Regions from separate parts of the Mus musculus genome. Here region 1 is linked to region 2. A link is a loop called in an ENCODE intact Hi-C map of the cell type or tissue named here. Cell type or tissue: heart. All regions are shown on one strand. Each heading gives the region's core, and the rest is flanking DNA. Links, peaks and the distances in the headings are about the cores only.

Region 1 (5,373 bases), core at 54-5,053, 57 kb before region 2:
GAGTTAATAACTGTTCCCTGGGCCTCTGGGATTGCAGACTTCATGTTTCATAGCAGTAGTTAAGATGGCCAATCATAGTTAACAGGAAACAATTAGACCGCTACCTCCCTTAGCCACCTTAAGAATAGGCTCAGATTTTCCCCCAAGTAACCTCTAATATGGTTTGTTTTTATAATGCATGGGGATTAAATCCAAGGTCTCAGGTAGACATTCTACCCCTGTGTCCCACCCCCTAGTCCTTAAGTTACTTCTTATCTGCCTTTATTTCAAGACCGGAATTCAGAATTCTCTCTAAGTAGTTGCTACTGACTACTGCAGCTGCATCTGTACTGGAGAACTAGATACATCTGGGTTTTTCCCCCCTCAGTTTTGTGTTTTCTTTCTCCTTCCTCCTCTTCCTTCTTCTCTTCTCTACACACACCCAATTTCTGTCTCTCACTAAGGTTTCAGTCTGCAGCCAAGGCTGGTCAGGAACTCATGGTGATCCTTCTGCCTCAGCCTCCTGGGAACTGATTATAGGCATGAGCCACACACTCAGCTACTTGAGTTGGGTCTTCATTTTGGGTTGGTACCCTGGGCCTTGCTAGTTTTCTTATAAAGTACAGTGTATACAAGGCAATTACTTAAGGAGACAGATACACAGTGCATAGCAAATAAAGTTACTTGGAAGTTTCAAAAAAAAAAAAAAATCCTCAGGAAGCTTTAACATGAGCCAGGCAGTGGTGGCGCACACCTTTAATCCCAGCAAGTGGGAGGTAGAGGCAGGAGGATTTCTGAGTTCCAGGCCAGCCTGGTCTATGGAGTGAGTTCCAGGACATCCAGGGATACAAAGAGAAACCCTGTCTCGAAGAAAAAAAAAAAAAAAAAAACCAAACTTTAACATGAAGCTTGATACAATGTTATCAATACAGTTTCTATGATACATGTTTTCTAATTCTGTTTTTTGTTTGTTTGTTTTCTTCCTAATTTTCGCGTTTTGTTTTGTGATATGCAGGCCAAGGCAAGGGTGGAGGTCAGAGGACCACTTTTGGGGGTCCAGACTTTCTTTTCACTGTGGGTGCTGGGGATTGACTGAAGGCTTGTGTGGCAAGTGTTTTTACCAGTAAGCTCATCTCACCATATTCTACTTCTCCTTCTGTATACCCTCTGGCCCTCACTGTGTTGACTGAAAAGTGGGCTTGTTTGCCTATTGAATAGGTCATTCTGAAATGAGTCTTCACCTCAAATATTCCGGGAACCACGACATACCACACCATCCTGAAAATACTGTTCATGTAAAGTGTCATAAATTCAGATAAGCATTTCAACCTACAGGATGTCACTACCAGCCGACAAATGTCCTATACTGCACTCTGAATAGAATAGCATCCATCTGCCACCCCTTCACAGCTACTGAAGAACTAAGCAGCAGACATGATAAGACAGCTGGATACACCAACCTCAGTCATTTCCTGGAAGCACACTTACAAAGATGCCTGATTCAAAAAAAAAAGATTGTGAAAGACTTAATTTTATGTCTAACGAGAATGATCCACAGCTGTGGAAATTTGAGAAATGATAGAGCATGCCTAGTGGCTAGAGATTTTATGGCAGAGAAAGCAATACAGAGATGAAAGAAGGGGGCAGGGGACGGGATGTATTTTCCAAACCAGGGTTGTGTAGCATTCAGCTCAGACTAGCTCAGTACTCAAAAAGCACAGCTCACAAGCAGAAACACTCAGCTCTTTCAAGTCCAGAACCCCTCAGAAGAAACAGACCAGACTACTGTTCTCCATTTCTTAGGGGATTTGAAAAAAAAAAAAAAAAAAAAAAACCAGACTGGCCTTTGAGGTGAGTGGATGAACAGTTAGTCCTCTGTGTGCCCCACGTATGCACTCTCTCCCAGCCAGCCCCTCCTCTCTTTCTCAACCAACCCTATTCAATTACGCGTAGTACGTGAAGATTTTTAAGATCTCACAAAAACATGGTCTCTGAAGCCCCCAAGAAAGGCCTTCCCTGACATTAAGTATAACGTCCGAGCGTATGTGTCCAGAGGCCAATAATGAACTGCGTGAGCCACACACACCCCCAGGATAGTATAGGATAAATGCCTTAGGGATGCATCTTTAAGGGGCTTTGCTTTCTACATTTAGGGGCTACCAGAGGAGAGCAGCAGCCTCCCAGGTGAGCAGACTCTAATCCCCAACAAAGCTTAGGACTGTGAAGCGTCCATTAGGCCCCACGGAGAGGACCCTTTCCTTCGGGGGCGGGGGGGGGGAGGGCGTTTGGCTTTCTGAAGCGGCGGGAAAATCTCGTTGGTTTCAAATCGGAAAATGGAAAGAACTGGCTTGAAGACGCGCGAGTTGCGAAATTAAAAGCTCGGCTCGGCTGACCTCCTGCAAGCGCACGACGTGATTCTCGCCGGGCCCGAAAAAGGGGACCAGGATGGTGCAGTAGAGAGCCCCGCCGCGAACGGGGAGCGGACCCGGGACCGCGCGCGCACCTGGGCCGCGAGGAGGGGGCATCCCGAAAGGATCGGTGCTTACCCACTTCCAAAGCAGGGACACAGCGGCCGTGCAGATCCCGTTCTCTCGGACAGCGCCTTCCTCCCAAGCCGCAGGCTCTACCCACCGCTCCGCCCGCCGCTCCCCGAGTCCCCGGCCCGCGGCCGTATTTAAATACTTCTGCCGGGGAAGGCGGAGGCTTCATTCCCCTGCAGCCAAGCCTCCCGGGACTCTGGACCCGGCCACCGCCCCGCGCTGCCCCGCCTCCCTCCGCTCCAGGCCCCCCGGGCAGGCCTCTATTTCCTTCTGGACCCAGAGCGGCAGAGGGGGCGGGATCCGAACTGTATGACCACGCCCCTTGAGGAGCAGGGCGAATCAGCTCCAGCTAAGTCACGGGCTCCGCCCTCGCCCGCAGCGAGCGGCGCTGGGCGTGGCTGCGTGCGCCGCTGGTCCCGCTAGGCTGACTAGCTGCAGGGAGGGGCGTCGTGGTCCCTGTTGGTCATCCTTGTCTGTGCTCCTTCCCCGCTCTGGGTCCCTGGAATCTGGCATGAGGAAGGTTCGCGCGTGCCAAGTGAACCACCCGTGATCATAGGGCCTGGGAGGGGAGAGCGAGCCCACAGAAAAAGGTCTTCCGGCTTTCTGACTCTTCCCCTTATCCTGGAGCCCGAGCTCCGTTCTCGGCCCCTGGACTCTGATGGAGGGCCTCCCCTGCTCTCCTAAGCTCTTCAAGCCCCTGAGTCCGCCGCGCCCTTCAGACAGTTGCCCAGAGTTTAGTCACGTCCCATCCGGATGGCGCCGGGTCTGGGAAGGAGATACCTCAGGTCAAAACGATGCTGAGTTCCATAATGACTGAACCAGTGTCTCCGGGTTGGTCCTTGGCCAGAGAACCCGGGCGCCCACGCCTGGAGGGCGTATTTTCCAGGAAAACTTTCCAGCCAAATTCTAAAAGGGAGGTTGTCTGTATGATGCATAGCAAGGCGTATGCAACGTAGATATGTGTGGGTGTTAATTTGCGTGTGTGTGTGTGTGTGTGTGTGTGTGTGTGTGTGTGTGTGTGTGTGTGTGTGTTACTAGAGATTGAACTCTAAGCACTCTACCACCGAACTGTCCCCAGTCCTTACAAATGCATAGAAAGTAAAACTGTCCCCTGGAGAAAGGGCTAAGATGTTTACTCCCCAGGACCCATATCAGAGGACTCAACACTGCCTAAAACTCCTGCTCCAGGAGACCACGCTCTATCTACCAGCACGAACATACACAGACATCTGTATGCATAAACTTTTTTTAAAAGGCAAAATTATTTAGCCTGCCCACGGGAGTTTTTTGAGACATGGTCTCTGTGTAGAGGTGGCAGATCTGGAACTCAGTATATAGTTCAGACTGGCCTTTTACTTGCAATGATCCCCTTACTTGACCCCTCTGCCCTCCCTCCCCCAGGGATCATGATTACCGCCACGCCCACTTTTAATGTGAAGGTTTGTTCTGTTTCTTTTGCTGCTAGAGATCAACTTAAGCCTAAAAATCAAAAAGGAGAAAAGGCCAGGCACAAATACCTCATTGGTGGTGATATGTTCTGAGAAATGTGTTCGGCACATTTGTTCTGCCACGTCATCATGTACTTACTCAAACTTCGCTGGGAACATCAGTACTCGGTATAATCCGGGACCACCCTATATGAAGTCAGCCCTTCGTGAAATGATGTTATGAAGTGCTTGACTGTACCTCATGGGGGAAAGTAATTAGGAAATGTTGGAAGCACATTCAAACGCCGTAGGTCTGAGGAGGAGGCCCAGTGGGTAAAGCGGTTGCTATGTAAGCATAGAGGTCTATGTTCAGGTCCCTCGGGTGCAAGTGAAAAGCCAAGTGCTGAGACTGGAAATATAGCTGCTCAGTAGTTAATAATGAAGACTGCTCTTCAGATCCCAGCACCTGCCTCAAGGAGGCTCACAACCACCCCAGACCCGGAGACCCACAGAGACACGAGGCATACTTTGATGTTGTTTTTGTTTTTCGAGACAGGGTTTCTCTGTGTAGCCCTGGCTGTCCTGAAACTCACTTTGTAGACCAGGCTGGCCTCGAACTCAGAAATCCGCCTGCCTCTGCCTCCCAAGTGCTGGGATTAAAGACTTGCGCCACCATGCCTGGCTCCAATACTGATTTTACAAACCTGGCAGCAGTTGCCTTAAAAAAAAAAAAAAAAGTTTCTTTTCAAAGTATGCCTGTAATTCCAGCTCCAAGGGATTCAAGGCACCTGGTCCTTGAGGGCACTTGTACTCATGTCCACATACACATATAAGATACATACATCCGTACATATGTATTTGGGGTGGGTTATGCTATTCTCTCCCTCACAGTACACTGAGACATATTATTTCTGTCCCCTAGGCACATAACCTGTAGGTAAACAGTTATAGAATGCTTTCAAATACCAAGATGGTGAGGATTTGGGCTGTTTGTGTTTATCTCTTTATAAACAAGTGTCCTTTAGTTACTGACAGGGTGGCTTAATGTATAGGGCTTTGGTTTGTTTTGGAGTTTTTAGGCAGTAATTGTGTGTGTGCATGTGTATGTCCATGTGTGTACTCTGGTATATGGCATGGCAGAGGGCAGTTAGTGGTCAGCTACATGAATTCCAAGCATTTTCAAGCTGTTACTCATAGGATGTTAGGTCCACCACACAGATGGGCAAGGAATGGCTATTTAGAAGGCTAAAGATAGCCCAAGATAAACTGTAATTAGGCTCTTGACCTGCAATATTCCAATCTCCCCAGACCACTGATGTTCTAATCAACCAACTTTTGCAAAAATAGCTTCTTTCCAGGAATTCTCCTTCACATTGCCTCCATCTGTTCTGTGTGTTGATCTCCCACATGCAATTTCAGTTTGTAAA
Region 2 (5,373 bases), core at 277-5,276:
TGTGTGTGTGTGAGAGAGAGAGAGAGAGAGAGAGAGAGAGAGAGAGAGAGCACACCCAAGTGAGTGTGCGAGCACTTAAACTAAAATTTGAGGAAACTCTTAGGCTGTGATATGAGGAATGCACCGTAAGTAAGTAGCCAAAGTTGGAGACAGGCCAGGAAATTACTTCAGTTGACCACATAAGAGACTGTGGTAGTCTAGCAAGGGCGGTAGCACCAGGGATGGAAAAGGAGTGCACACTGAGTGCTGTAATCTCTTTTAATTAAAGGCTGGAGAGATGGCTCAGTCATTAAGAGCACTTGCTTCTTGTTGAGAGGACCCCAGTTTGGTTCCTAGTACCCTTGCCTGGTGGATCATAAACTCGTAACTACTTTAGATCTAGCACTAGGGAATCCAGTACCCTTTTCTGGCATGTGCGCACACACACTCACATACACATTAGATATAGACATACACAAAAAAATAAATTGTAAAGATTTGTAAAAATTAAAGAAAAAAACCATGTGACAGAGAGTACTTGCCATCTGGAATTACTTAGGAGATGATGAACGACAAAAGAGACTTACAGGTCTTAGGGAAGCTTATGAGACATCAGCCCAAAGTGGCATTAGCAGACTTAGGCTACTTCACCATACTTAGCCTTTGAAGTTGGGGTTTAGAGGGCATTTCATTTCTGGATAGGCTCCTTTGGAGTCAGTGGTTAAAAACCAAACAACAAAAAATGTGTAATAGATGGCACATACCTAAACCCCAAAGCTAATACAGTAATTAAGTATGCTATGCAGCAAAATAGATTCCTCCAGACTCTTATGGACTGGGATGGTAACAGGTGCCTGCATGTGGAATACAGTATAACTAAGGGTTAAACCTAAACTTCCCTGTGAAGTCATTAGATACAAAAAACTTCAGTAACATTCCACATTGCACTTGCTGCCTGGATTGTTTAACAAGCCAAGTAAGCCTACACGCCATTCGGTGTCTGTTTTACTAAATCTCACAGTATCACCAAGAGACATAGGGGGAAAACTTTCCACACCATGGCTTTAATAACTACTGCTTTTCCAACATGGTGGAATTTCACCCTAAAAGGTCCATAGGCCATAGCTGCAAATACATACGTACATACATACATACATACATACATAACTCAAAAAAGTACCGGTATGTAAAGCCACAGCGAGGGGTGGCTCTGAGATTACAGCACTAACTACTCTTCCAGAGGACCTGGGTTTGGTTCCCAGCAACACAGCCACTCATAATCCTCTGTAACTTCAATCCCAAGGATCCACCACCTCCTTGAGCACCCAGGAATGCACAAGGTGCACAAACATACATATAGGCAAAATACCCATTAACATTAAATAAAATAAATAAGTAAATAACAAATGTAGTATGATACCATATTTTTGTAAAGCAATTGCAAAAGCATCTTGAAGGATATGAACTAACATTCCGGCAAGAGGAGAGACGCGATTATCATTCTTTCCTCCTCATGTACTTCTATAAACATCTCCTCCAATCACTACAAAAACATCTCACAAAACAAAAAATATTGTTTTAGAATAGTAAAAAGGGTGAGGGTTTTTTAAAAAAATCTGAAAAGGGGGAAGTGCAAAAAGAAAATTCTCCTTTGTCTATATCATCAAGATTCCAAGTATGGGAGAAAAAAAAGAGGGAAAATCCATGATCTACACAGGAGGAAAAGATTTGATACGAGGTCCGTTACTGCCCAAGGGCACACCCTTCAAAGATAGGGGTCTAAATTCCTAAGACTTCTTCCCAGATTTGATGGACAGCAATCAATCTGTTTCCTCGTTCCTTCCTGCTGCTTTCCACAGAAACACTATAAGTATCTTGGAGAGGGGGAAATGTCCCTTTTCGAAAACACGATGGAACATCCAGGCTTGGTTTTCTGGTCTGAGTGCGGAGGGCAAAAGGGTGGGCGGCTACACTGAAGGAATCTGCGCGAGCAGGGAGTCACCTGAAGCAGGAGCACGCAGCTGCTTCCCCTAACCTCCACAGCAGACACAGGGCAGCGAGCGTTTCCAGACTAGAACCCTTGGTAAACTGTAGGTTTTTCCCAATTCTGGTACGGATAGCTGCCAAGTGACACCACAACACAAAATCGGGAGGGTGTCTTCCACACATGCAGGTATAAATGCTTCCTGAAGCTCATCAGGCGCTCCAGCTGTAAACCCAGGGCACTCCATTACTAAGGCCGCATCCTCGGCTTTTCCAACTGGGGCAACTAAAAGCATCCTGCCGCCTCGCTACAGTTAGCAAGTATCATCTTGGCTAAAATCCTAACGTTTAAGCAGCCACTTCGGAAAACTTCGGCTTTAAGCAGCGACACGGATCTCAAACCATTGCCAGGCTGTTGCCCTGCATTCCTTCCGATAACGGTGCTGCTACCTGCTCCATTGTCAGCCCCGGCTCCACGTACTGAACCAACAGAACTGAACCAACAGAAAAGGGGAATCCTTTAAATCCGCAACACAATGGAGGCTAAAGAAGAGCTCTGGCTTTTAGGATGGCAGCTACCAACACACCACAACAAAAGGGCCCCGTCCGGGTGACTTCATCGAACCCACCAGGCAAACGCCACCGCCCGGCCTTCGGGGTGACTGTCCCTAACCCCCTGCACGCCCGCGCCGCCTATGGGGCCCTAAAAGTGAAAGCACCCGGACTGCGGGTGCCTGTGCAGCCCAGCTGCAGGCTGCCGGGCCAGCGGCTGCGGGCTCCCCGGGTGCAGCGCCCAGCCAAAGGCGCCCGCTCCGCCGCAGCGGTCCCCGGGTGCGCGCGGCCACAGAAGTGGCGACGCCAAGAGGGTCGCCGAGGAGGGCGGTGGGCCGGGGAGAGAGGGGGGGACGGGACACTCACCCGCCCAAAACAGCGGCGGGCGGGGAGGGTGGCGGCCGGGAGCGTTCCGGACGCCGCTGTCGCTGCCGATGCTGCTGGCCGCCGGCCTCCTCCCCTCTGTTTGGATTCGATAGACCACGTCACTCTTAGCCACGAGACCCGGATCTGCGGGCTCCCCGAGGGCGGCGCAACAGATTGTAGCACCCGGAGCCGCTCGTGACCCTACCTAGGGAGCATGCGCGTGTCGCGCGGGCCACCTGCGTCGGAGGGGGGCGGCTCCCGCAGCTCCGGCGCTGACGTGCGTGGGCGCGCCCGGCGTGGGGGAGGCAGTTCCGGTGTGGCGGGGTGGGGTTGCTCCACCGAGAAGGAAGGGCAACCCGGCTGTTAAGTTGTCCCACGTCGCCTCCGTGCTGTCTTCCGTGGTCATGATCATCTGACGTGTCTGTCTGTTTGTCGAGGGAATGGCTTCTGTCCACGGCGGTGTTTAGTCATACTTAGGCGGAGGGGCGCGCGCACAAATTGATGACTGCTGAGACCCGGTCTACCTGCAGAGGTGGCGGTGGGAGTTCATCATCAGGCACGCGTGAAAATCGGAACTCGAAGATTACAGAAGCATGTCAGCTGGGAGGTGGGGAGGGATGAGTGATCCTGATGACGTTCGGATTTTGGATTGGAAAACAGACCTAAATTAAGTTCAACCTTAACCTTAAAAGAGAGATGTTAGAAGCCGGATGTGATGGCTCAACAGCAGAAGCAGAGACAGGCTGGTTTGCAGAGCGAGTTGCAGGACAGCCAGGGCTGCATTGAGAAACCCTGGGGGAGTGGGTGGGAGTATGTGAATTTGAGCCCAGCCAGTGCAGCATAGAATATGTCTGGGTTTTTTTGTTTTTTGTTTTTAAAAGTGAGGGGAGCCTAGCCATGGGTTTGCCCTCCTAGTGGAGGAGGGAATGTGGCCAAAGGAGGTAGCAGCACACCATTCTTGGGCTTGGAAGTTAGGAAGCAGTATTTCAACAATCCAAAGACAGCTTAATTCCCATGTAAGAAAGGACGGGAAATACCAGCAAATTGAAGTGTGGAGCCTGATAAGCAAAAAGAGCACCTCTGGAAGCAGCTGTGGCAGCCGTAATTCTACAGATGTATCCAATGACCTCGAGGAACTCTGGACGAAACTAAGCATATTTTTATAAGAAAGTACAAGAAAAAAATTATCCTGAGAATCTAAAGTCTGGACAAAAAATAGTGAACGGCAGAAAACATCCACTTGGAATTTCATTTTCTTCCCTAATAGTTTAACAATCTGACAACAAAAAAAGAAAAACAAAACCCTTTAAAACAGTGCTGCACAGTCTGTCTTTGGCTACATGGTTCACAATCCGTGTTCTACTGAGGTATGGCCTGCTTTCTTTGGTAAGGTTACAAGTTAGAAAAGAAAACAAAACCCGACCAGCGAAAACAAGCAGGGGAGCTCTGTCTTCCCTGGTACACACTGTAACTACAAAATTTCAATGAAGAAACATCCCATATTTAAAACAGAGGAAAGAAACCTTCATGATTCTCAGTGGCTGAGCTGAGAAAAACAAAACTGCTCCGGGAAGTGATGGCACATCCCCTTAATCCCAGCACGAGGAAGGGAAGGTCTGTGGAACTCTTGAGTTTAAGGCTCCCTGGTCCATAGAGTTCCAGGAGAGCCAGGGCTACACAGAGAAGCCCTGTCTTGAAAAAACAAAACAAAACAAAAAGCGGTGGTGGTGCACGCCTTTAATCCCAGCACTTGGGAGGCAGAGACAAGGCAGATTTCTGAGTTGGAGGCCAACCTGGTCTACAAAGTGAGTTCCAGGACAGCCAGGGCTACACAGAGAAACCCTGTCTCGACCACTTGCCAAACAAATACACCACGAACCTGACTTCCCAGCTTGTAATCCACTTGTATGCGTTATTTTTACTTTATTCCTTAAAGTCACCTATTTTCTTTGACGTCTGCATGAAATATTTTCAGAGATTCTACATCAACCAAGTGACACTATCCTTTTTCATGTAATACTAGCACTTTATGAAGACAGCATTTCATACACATATATGTAACTTATTTTTACTTCTATGTGCATTGGTTTTGACTGCATGTATGTCTGTGTGAGAGTGTCGGATCCCCCTGGAACTGGAGCCACAAGACAGTGCTGAGCTGCCATGTGGGGGCTGGAAATTGAAACCAGGTCCTCTAGAAGAGCAGCCACTGCTTTCAAACTCTGAGCCATCTTTCTAGGGCCCAAGATGGCATTTGTAATTGTTCCCATCCTATTGGATGCTCTTGACATTTCTTTCTTTTTCTGAGACAAGGTTTCTCTCTGAAGCCCTGCCTGTTCTGGGACTCATTCTGTAGACCAGGGTGGCCTGGAACGTAGATCTACCAGCTTCTGCCTTCAGGGGCTGGGGTTAAAGGCTTGCACTGCCATGCCCAGAAATGTTTACTTCAACTCTTGATAGGTTACAAACATTACGCTGTTATCACTGCTGCCT

What was found. Hi-C counts contacts between places; a loop is a spot of excess contacts. Peaks named below come from ENCODE experiments on the same cell type or tissue, not always from the same donor. Only the 100,000 strongest peaks of a DNase experiment are listed, where the experiment ranks them.
Region 1: it touches region 2 in a loop (7-fold over the local background); 14 of 42 quality-filtered maps call a loop at or near these places.

The regions. Positions count from the first base shown.
Region 1 is chr5:65,433,099-65,438,471 of GRCm38, forward strand. It overlaps Ugdh (UDP-glucose dehydrogenase), which reads right to left and starts at 2,744. Exons shown (of 12, transcript NM_009466.2): 1 at 2,526-2,744. In heart, for the core only: a CTCF peak has its summit at 2,882; a DNase peak (open chromatin) is centred at 2,853; H3K4me3 peaks cover 2,791 bases; H3K27ac peaks cover 2,318 bases.
Region 2 is chr5:65,489,856-65,495,228 of GRCm38, forward strand. It overlaps Smim14 (small integral membrane protein 14), which reads right to left and starts at 3,028. Exons shown (of 5, transcript NM_133697.4): 1 at 2,881-3,028. In heart, for the core only: a CTCF peak has its summit at 2,656; DNase peaks (open chromatin) are centred at 2,266, 2,676 and 3,046; H3K4me3 peaks cover 2,497 bases; H3K27ac peaks cover 2,367 bases.